2 separate regions of the Homo sapiens genome follow, and region 2 is linked to region 1. A link is a loop called in an ENCODE intact Hi-C map of the cell type or tissue named here. Cell type or tissue: endothelial cell of umbilical vein. All regions are shown on one strand. Links, peaks and the distances in the headings refer to the core of each region. The heading gives the core; the rest is flanking DNA. Region 1 overlaps LOC124903162. Region 2 has its middle 230 kb from the start of LINC00332.

What was found. Peaks named below come from ENCODE experiments on the same cell type or tissue, not always from the same donor. Only the 100,000 strongest peaks of a DNase experiment are listed, where the experiment ranks them.
Region 2: a loop joins it to region 1, with 6 times the contacts of the local background. A loop is called at or near these places in 1 of 110 quality-filtered maps.

What each region holds. Positions count from the first base shown.
Region 1 is chr13:40,080,660-40,085,055 of GRCh38, reverse strand. It overlaps LOC124903162, which reads left to right. Exons shown (of 5, transcript XM_047430821.1): 5 at 2,740-4,396. The coding sequence ends at 2,805. Among named protein-coding and RNA genes, the nearest start is that of LINC00332, 99 kb to the left of the region's middle. In endothelial cell of umbilical vein, for the core only: a CTCF peak has its summit at 2,126; a DNase peak (open chromatin) is centred at 2,275; H3K27ac peaks cover 1,343 bases.
Region 2 is chr13:39,950,825-39,955,220 of GRCh38, reverse strand. No RefSeq gene overlaps it. Among named protein-coding and RNA genes, the nearest start is that of LINC00332, 230 kb to the left of the region's middle. In endothelial cell of umbilical vein, for the core only: no CTCF peak of the experiment used is centred there; DNase peaks (open chromatin) are centred at 2,610 and 3,490; H3K27ac peaks cover 2,061 bases.

The sequences.
Region 1 (4,396 bases), core at 297-4,296:
TTAATTCTAAAGAGCAAACACCATATGATCTGCCAATCAGATGGGAAAATATTGTTAATTGTTATTCATTTACTACCCTAAATCTTTCCCAAGAGTGCTTGAAATCACAAAAATGAGGTACATTTGCTCTCTATTCACCTTTGGAATTTAGATCTGAATGCCTCCCTGACCTGGGAAGATAGAACAAAAGAAATAATTGCCATCAATCTGACAAGACCGAGAAGGGCAAGTGCATGCATGTGTGTGAGTGTATATATTTTCATGGAAAAAATTAAGTTGGCAGCCTTCCTGATAGAAAATCCATTGCTTTTTGGGTTGAGAATTCCTCGAGGCAAAAATGTCCTGAAGAAGGGACTCCTGGTTCTGGAGTCATTGGAGTGGCTGAATCAGGATGGTGAGGGCACCGCATCGCTTTCTGCTCATTATCAGCACTCTATCAAGCACCATCCTCTGGGGATATCCTCCCCTGACCAGAGCAACTCCCACTTACAGGTCACTGGGACCGCCCTTACCTTCATGTTGCTTTATTCCCCCGTTTTAAGTCTTACTCACATAGCTCTGGGCCATGTGGGTATGTATGTGTCTTCTGACTTGATTGTAGACTCTTTAAGGCCAAGATCCAGGATATATTCATAGTGGGTTCCTTGCTGCCTGATGTAGAAAATGTCACCCAGTAGGTGCTCAATAAACACTGGTTGATTGAATGAGTGGCTGTTATGCTTGAAGCAGTTTCCATGATTCTAAGCCCATTCCTGGCTGATCATTTCTACAGAATTCACTGTGATTTTAATGCGGTAAATAGCTTTGGGCCAAGTCAAGTGATTCTTAGTGTAACACTCAGATTGGGCACAGGCATGCTCAAAGGTTAAACTGGCTGCTACTTGAGAGACAGGATTAAAAACATATAGTCAGAAAGGCAATTGGATTGCTTCATTTCACTCATAGCTTATGCACTCCATTCCCTTTGGCCCCATAAAACCCAGAACCATGGAAAATAAAGTCATCAGGAAGCTCATCCATTTCACTTTCTCTTTCCTCTCTCCCCCTTTTCCATGTAACTTGGGAGGCTGCCTTCTATGCTAGCACAGGACAACTCTGGCCCAGAGAAAGCTTTATTGTCACCCTGTAAATCTGGCAAAGAATAATGCTCAAAACGGTTCCACTGTGGCTTGAGGCAGAGGTCTTTGCTCTGCTCAGCCTAGCTCTCGTGTTCACTGCTTCTGCATTAATCCCAAGTATTAGGGTAAATGGTGGAAGAAATGGAGAATGTCCTTCTCTGGAAACCTTGACTTTATTGCAGGCATGACTCAGTTTATGCAATAGGTGTGGTCTCAAAGAGCTATGGGAAAATCACATTTTTAGAAATCAAGTCATATTTAAAGTGTACTACAAAAAAAGCTGACCATTTAATGAAGGTATTTATGAGTACTTTCAAAGTATCATCGTTGCTAGTGGAATATAAGTCCATAATTTCTCTTCCATGAACATCCAGATTTTCACAAGCTGTGTTTGCTCCAAGAGAGGTTCAGGAGATTGTGAAAGGTTGACTGCAGGTGGCATGGACATGTATAATTACTGTGTTTAGAGTCCTCTAAGACACTGGGGCTTGAGGGCTTTTGCTTATTCTCTTTCATCCACTGTTGTGCTGCCTCACTGGTGCCCCTCTCTATCCCATCTCTCCCCTACCTTCCCACCTACGCCCTCCCAGACCTCCAGGGAGAAAGAGAAGAGAGACATTTGAAATACTCTTCACTTCATCCTAAAGAGGTGAGCCACTTGCCAGTGGGTTCTAAGGAAACTTGAGGTTTGTGCCAGGGTAGGGTCACTGTCATCATCAGAGTGCAGGGAGTAGCAGCAAGTTGGGATTCAGCCAGCTCTAAACTCCTTGCTCTCTTTCGGACACAGGGCCTGAGAAGGGGAACTCAGTGTGATATGTCATGGTGCACACACAGCACTTGTCCCATCCCCACTTCCATGTTCTCTCTAGGCTCACTAACCCTGCACTCCATATTTCTGGGCCTCAGTTTCCCATACAGGCACTTCAGGGCCTCGAAAGGTCTGCGGGCAAGGGTGCCTTGGGAGGATGCGGTCCATTTTGTTTTGTGTGACTATTACAGAACCACACGAGGCGCTCTTTCGGCTAGGCCATGTGCCAGAAAGAGAAGAGAGAGTCTAGTCAGGATATTTAACTTATCATGGTCACAGCAGGAATTTTTCCTGCTGCAAACTTCCTAACATTCTGACCCTTCTGGTCTGAACATTTCCAAGGCTGTTCCTATGCCAACCGAAAAACATTCCACAATCTATGTTTCTTGTGCAGTATAGCAGTGGGCTTTTCAGTACCAGGAAGACGTATGAAAGGTTTGATTTATTGCCCATTCTTTTGTGTGGGAGAGTCTAGTGATTTCAGATATAACAACAGAACTCTGTGAGATGCTGAATTGCCCAGGGAGTGCTCAACTGCCCCGTGTCTTCACTTGGGAGGGTGTCAATCAATCATTCCTGGATACCTGACCAACATGGACGATATCATGCAGTTAATCTCAAAACAAAATATCCAGGTGTTTTCAGTTGTGTAGTCAACATACCCAAATGCTCCTCTGAAATACACCATTGTATTAGTAAGTCAGCTGCTTGGTTTCATGTCACCATAGCCTGACTATTCTGGACAAAATTCTGACCTTTGTTTTGTCTTTTATTTTATTTTTTTATAAATCACTCCTGTGTTTATGTTTGCAGGGAGAGAAAATCTTTTTCTGTCTGGTGTTTTTCAAAATTTTGATGATGGACTCACATCAAGGATGAAGAGCTTTGATGTCATTTGAACACCACCACCATCACCACCACCAGCATCAACAAACAAACAAGCAAACAAGCGTGAACTCAGGAGCCCTGTGGCCCAGCCTCCAGTCCATTTCCTCACTGTGATCTGGCTAAGTCACCTCCCCTCCACCTCAGTTCAGTCACCTACACAACAGGAATGGTGGCTCCTGGCGTGAAAAGTTCTTAGGAGCATTCAGCATGATGCTGTGTGGAGCACTTGGAAACTGCGTGTGCATCACCTCATATTTCTGGCCACAGGTCATTCAGACATCTGCCCTTTGCCCTGGAGGAGAACCACTAGGGACTTGTGCCCATAAGCACCAATTCTGGCTTTTACCCTACCCATCCTTTGCCATCCCAAACTATGCCATCAACAAATTCTAGAAATCAAGTTAGAAATGCTGTTCCCACGAGGGTCTCTGTGGTCTCTCAGAACAACAATCAGCTGGCCCTGCTGGGCAGATGTTGCCCAATCCTAACCCACACTTAGCTATCAACTTAATCATTCTCAACTAAAAACACCTACCTGAACACTTTTAGGGGTTAAGAATAGTATAATCTCACTTAGCCATTTGCATTTTTTCTTCTTTTTACAAAAAGAAATTTATCTTTTTTTTTTTTTGAGACGGAGTCTTGCTCTGTTGCCCAGGTTGGAGTGCAGTGGCGCAATCTTGGCTCACTGCAAGCTCCGCCTCCTGGGTTAGCGCCATTCTCCTGCCTCAGCCTCCCGAGTAGCTGGGACTACAGGTGCCTGCCACCACGCCTGGCTAATTTTTTTGTATTTTTAGTAGAGACGGGGTTTCACCGTGTTAGTCAGGATCGTCTTGATCTCCTGACATCGTGATTCGCCCTCCTCAGCCTCCCAAAGTGCTGGGATTACAGGCGTGAGCCACTGCGCTCTGCCAAGAATAGTATAATCTCACTTAGCCATTTGTATTTTTTCTTCTTTTTACAAAAAGAAATTTATCTCATTATTATGTTTAATCAGTTTCTTGAGGTATAACTTAAGTGTGCTAAAATTTGCTCTTTTTAGTGTACAGGTCTAGGATTTTTGAGAAACACATATTCATATGTGACCACCCCCATGATCAACATATGGAACAGTCATTTGCCACCCAAAATTACCTTGTGCCCTTTTGTTGTCAGACTCTTCTTTCTCCAGACCCTGGCAACCACTGATGGATTTTCTGTCCCTATAGTTTTGCCTTTTCCAGAATGTTCTGCAAATGTAATCATTTAGTATGTAGCCTTTTAAGTCTGATTTCTTTCACTCTGCATAATGCATTTGAGATTCACCCACGTTGTTACCTGTTACAATGGTTTGTTCCTTTTTATTGCGGAGTAATATTCCCTTGCATGGATGTACCACAGTTTGGGTAACCATTCAACAGTCAAATGAGATTGAATTTGTTTCCATTTTTTGGTGATTATAAATACAGCTATAAACATTTGTGAAAGTGTTTTGTATGTACATACATTTTTCTTAGACATTTGGTTTTAAGAGATGTATTTAGGTTTAGTTCCAGATGAACAATGAGAGACTGAAAGACTTAAGGGACCCCTGAGAAGAGCA
Region 2 (4,396 bases), core at 209-4,208, 130 kb after region 1:
GCAAACTCAACCATTATTTAATGGAAGTATTCTGGAATGACAGTGGTGACTTTACAGGAGTTTTTGTGTGGATGGCATGCCACAAAAGTGAGCGAAAGAATACATATTATTTAATCCTCTTTTTTGGTGTTGGGGAATGAATCTTCTGAGAGAAGCTAACTGGAGGAGTGTGGATTTGAAGCAGCCTGGGAGAAAGAAGCAAATGAATTTCCTGGGACCTGTGCAGGCTGCATCTAGAGTGAATTCCAGGTATTCAAAAATACTGAGTGCCTAGTAGGTATGTGACATTGAAATGGCATCAGAAAACAAGGTAGATATGGTATCTAGCCTCACTGAGCTTTCAGTCTAGGTTATAAAAATCGACCTGATTCACAACACAACAAGGGAGAAATCTTACTCTACCAGGAGGCTTCAGTAATGAGATTGGTCTTGCCACGAACCACCACACAAGAAAGAAGCATTTGCCATCAATATATGAGTGCACGAGGGTCCCCAATGAGGCAGCTGCCTATATTGACAACTGGGAGGCACTCCTGGGAAGATGAGGGATTGTGAGATATTATCGGGATTCCTCTTCCTCCCAGATTAGAAGGGCTGGGGTTGGAAAGAATATTTTGCAAGTCAGCTGGAGAGCAGGGCACAATGCTTAATTTGCCTCTCCTAAGCTCCTGTGGCTGAAGAAAATGCCTGTTTCATTAGCACAGTGCTTGCCATTCAGAAGACACATTTCTGCTTCATTCTTTTCAACTCTATTAAGGATTATTTTTATTAATGCTTATGGTAATTTAGGCATGACATGGATGACAAGGCGTAACAGTATGAAACTCTTCCAAAGGATGCTGAAAATACTAAGGCATGGTAAAATCCAAACGTGTCCTCCTCTCATAGTTTAGGTAGGAAGTTTTAGAAGGAGGATGGACACACCCACATTTAGTACTTTGTTTGACAGCTTTTCCCAAGCTGACCCTGACTTCGAGGAAATAGAAGAAAAGCAACAGGATTCCAAATCTGAGCAGCCCTAATCTGAGAAGAGGAATTCTGGTCCCTGTGTGTGAGGCCATCTTAACGATGACACTGGAAGGTCCAGATGCCTGATTTGGGATGATGGGTGGAGGAGCAGATCTTGGTATCTCAGATTTTAAGGTAATAAAATCTGCAATGACAGAAAGGCAAGGGAAAGAAATAATTAACTTTAGTGACCCCTCATCCCGTGTCAATGTGGCTGAGGAGGGTAATGATCACAAAATCCCTGCAAAAGGAGTCCAGGAGGAATCCTCTCGGGTACTCCAAGGCCAAAGTCTATGTCCCTGCATTTTAGCTCAGCTCCTGAGTCAGCCTGTTGGTGGCATCTATCCTTTCTCCAACTTTGGTGGGTTCTGTGTGCTAATAATATAGCTTTAAAAATGTAAAATAAACTTCAGTGTTTTTTAAAAATAAAACTTGATAATTATTATATCTCCAACTATGCAGTCATCAAAATACCAGTATTTGTCAGGGAGACACAGTTTTCACTGGGCATCTCCGGGATTCTCGAGTCTCTGTGCCTGAGCTGTTCACAGCTCCGTTGTCTGCAGGATTCATCCTGTTCTTCTCATAGATACCATCCCTCCCTTCGTTTCAAGGGCCTTCTTGGGTTTGCATTGGGATATCTGGCAAATCACCGTGCCTCCCTTCTTTCTATTCTCTGCAGCTGCTCTCTTCCCTTTGCTTCTCTGGGGCCTGATGGCAATGTGGTAACTTCCTAGTGCTCTGTTGGCTACGAGTGTGGCTGTCAGAGATTTTTCTCCTGTCTTCTCTTTTTCATGTTGGATGTCTACACAATGATAGTGAAATAGGATTGTATTATGAGCAAAGTAGCTGAAGAGGGTTGCCACACCCTTCTTGTACCATCTTCCCTTTAAGTACTCAAAGCTGGGGAACAGACTGAAGAGCTGGATTGAAAATTGCCCACCGGCTGCTGTGAGCACTGTGCCCCTGCCTGGGCCCTGCCTCTCCTTCAGAGCATGGCTGTGCTATGGGTTCTGCTGCCTTAGGTAATGACTTCACTCAGTCTTCTCCTCTTGTTCCTAAGACAGTACATAACTGCAGGCTGGCTTGAGATGCTTCAATGCATAGATCACTAAGGTTACCTACCTAGTAGGGGAGACATTATATCCTGGGTGTTTCAGGTTGGCCCAGTGCCAGGGAAACTTCCCAGGCCTCCTGCCCCTGTGGTACATTCAGAAAGAACCCTTCACTGATCACCGTCTCCACAGAACATACACTGGGCTCTGAGGCTGTGCATCTCCTTCTGAATTCTTTCCTGCAGGGCACTCAGTCTTTCTCTCTCAATCCCCCGGGTTTGTTTTTCATCCTACCATCCCCAGGAACCCAGCTGTGACTTTTCTGTGGTGTCCCACTCCCTACCCCCAACACCCCCAATGGTTCTCAGTCATGTCTCTGATGTTATCATCTGCAGGAAATCAAAACACCATGTGTGTGAACATAAAATTCTGTCATTTATTTGTGCTACAGACTTCAGGAAGGGAAAAAAATCACAGTTCTCTTTTCATTAAAAAAAAAAAAAATTGGCACAATGTTTAAGCATTCGTGACCTTAAATCAGCCTGTTATTAACAGCCAGGAAATGCCTGACCGACAGGTCCTCACTGCTATTATAAACTGTGAAAATTATAAAAATGGAAATAAAAAATAAAGTAATTACCTCTTCATGTATTAAAAAGTTAGGTTGAATGGCCTGTTGCCATGGAGATGATTTCCTGTTTACTGAGCTGGTCTTCCCCAGCAGTTAAAGACCAGTCACCCAGCCAATGGGAAAACAGCATTTTTCTTTCCATGTTCCATTAGCATTTATCATAGTGACTCAATACAGTCTATAATTTACCAGTCAGTAAAATTTAGTAAGTTGTATTTTCAGATATATTAGTGGGTTTTAATTTTTATTCATTGTATGAAATTACCACCATGGCTAAAACACTACTTTATAGTTTGAGAGGGGAAGAAACCCTATATTTAAAAATATCCTAGTTGCCCCTTTTAAAACCTTGCTACTGTCTTTCTAGTGCATCAGAAGGACTTTCACAGTAAAACAGTTTCTCATCTCTTCATCGCTTTGAAGGAAGGCTATATTTGTTACCAATAGTAATATTACAGATAATACTCACATTAACAACAGCAAGAACCCAAGCTGCCATTTAATTATCTATCAGTTCTTTGGGCTTTTTACCTGAAAGATCCCAGGATTCTAAAATAAACTACTTGGTGCATGATAGTAAATAAAATTATTTGAAAACCAAGGAGTTATTTTCCTGAATGTAAAAATAAAACTTAATACAAAGATATCTAATGCCTCTTAGGAGATGGGACTACAGATTTCAGTAACTAAGTCTTTTGAAGGAGAAGGATGTGTTGACTTGTTAAAAGTTCCAAGCCCCATGGAAATACAAATTGTGGAGATAAAAAGGAAAGGGAATTGTATACTTTCTCTTGAACATTTAGCTGAGAGGAAGGCAGCCTGAAGTGATCTGACCAAAGCTTCAAAGTGCTCATTATAGAGTTGGCCCCAAACAACAGCTCTGGTAACAGGGACCTTCATGGAGCTCTTTGTCTTCCTTCTTCATGGGCCTGCCTTCACCTCTGAGGAAGCCCAAAGTTTCCCTGTTCTTCCCAGTCTACTTTCCCACCATTCTCCTTCCTGCTTAGCGCTCTCTGACCTCTCCTTCCTGCCCCCTCCCCTCCCCATCCACCCCCTGCCCTCCCTCCTCCCCCACAGCTGATCCTGTGTAACATCTGTGGCTGTTGGCCACACCCAGCCCTGGAGGCACAAAATATGGGCAACAAAATTATTCAGACACAGCTCGGGGCTGGACACCGAGTATGACTGCAGTTTATCTCAAAGAATTAAAGCATTTGTTGCATTTTTAAAGAGTTGTAATTAACAATAGACATGGATTCAGCATGAAAAATTGGAATTGTGGAGTGTAATTTTAAAGTATCACTGATTTGTGTCCACTCCGGGTACATGACAGAGGTCCTAGAGTTATTTGTGCACTTATTTAGTTCTTCCTTCCGAGATAACAGTGTCTTGAAAGCAGCAATCCTATTTTATTGACCTTTGTATCTCTCACAATATCTACTATAGGGAGGAAGAGAAATTCATTTTTTTTAATTTTTATTTTAGGTTCAGGGGTACATGTGCAGATTTGTTATAAGGTAAATTGTGTGTCACAGGGGTCTTGCGTACAGGTTATTTCATCATCCAGGTAATAAGCATAGTACTCAATAGGTAGCTTTTTCCATCCTCTCCCTCCCCCCACACTCCACCTTCCAGTACACGTGTCCACATATACTCAATGTTTAGCTCCCACTTATAAGTAAGAACATGTGGTATTTGTTTT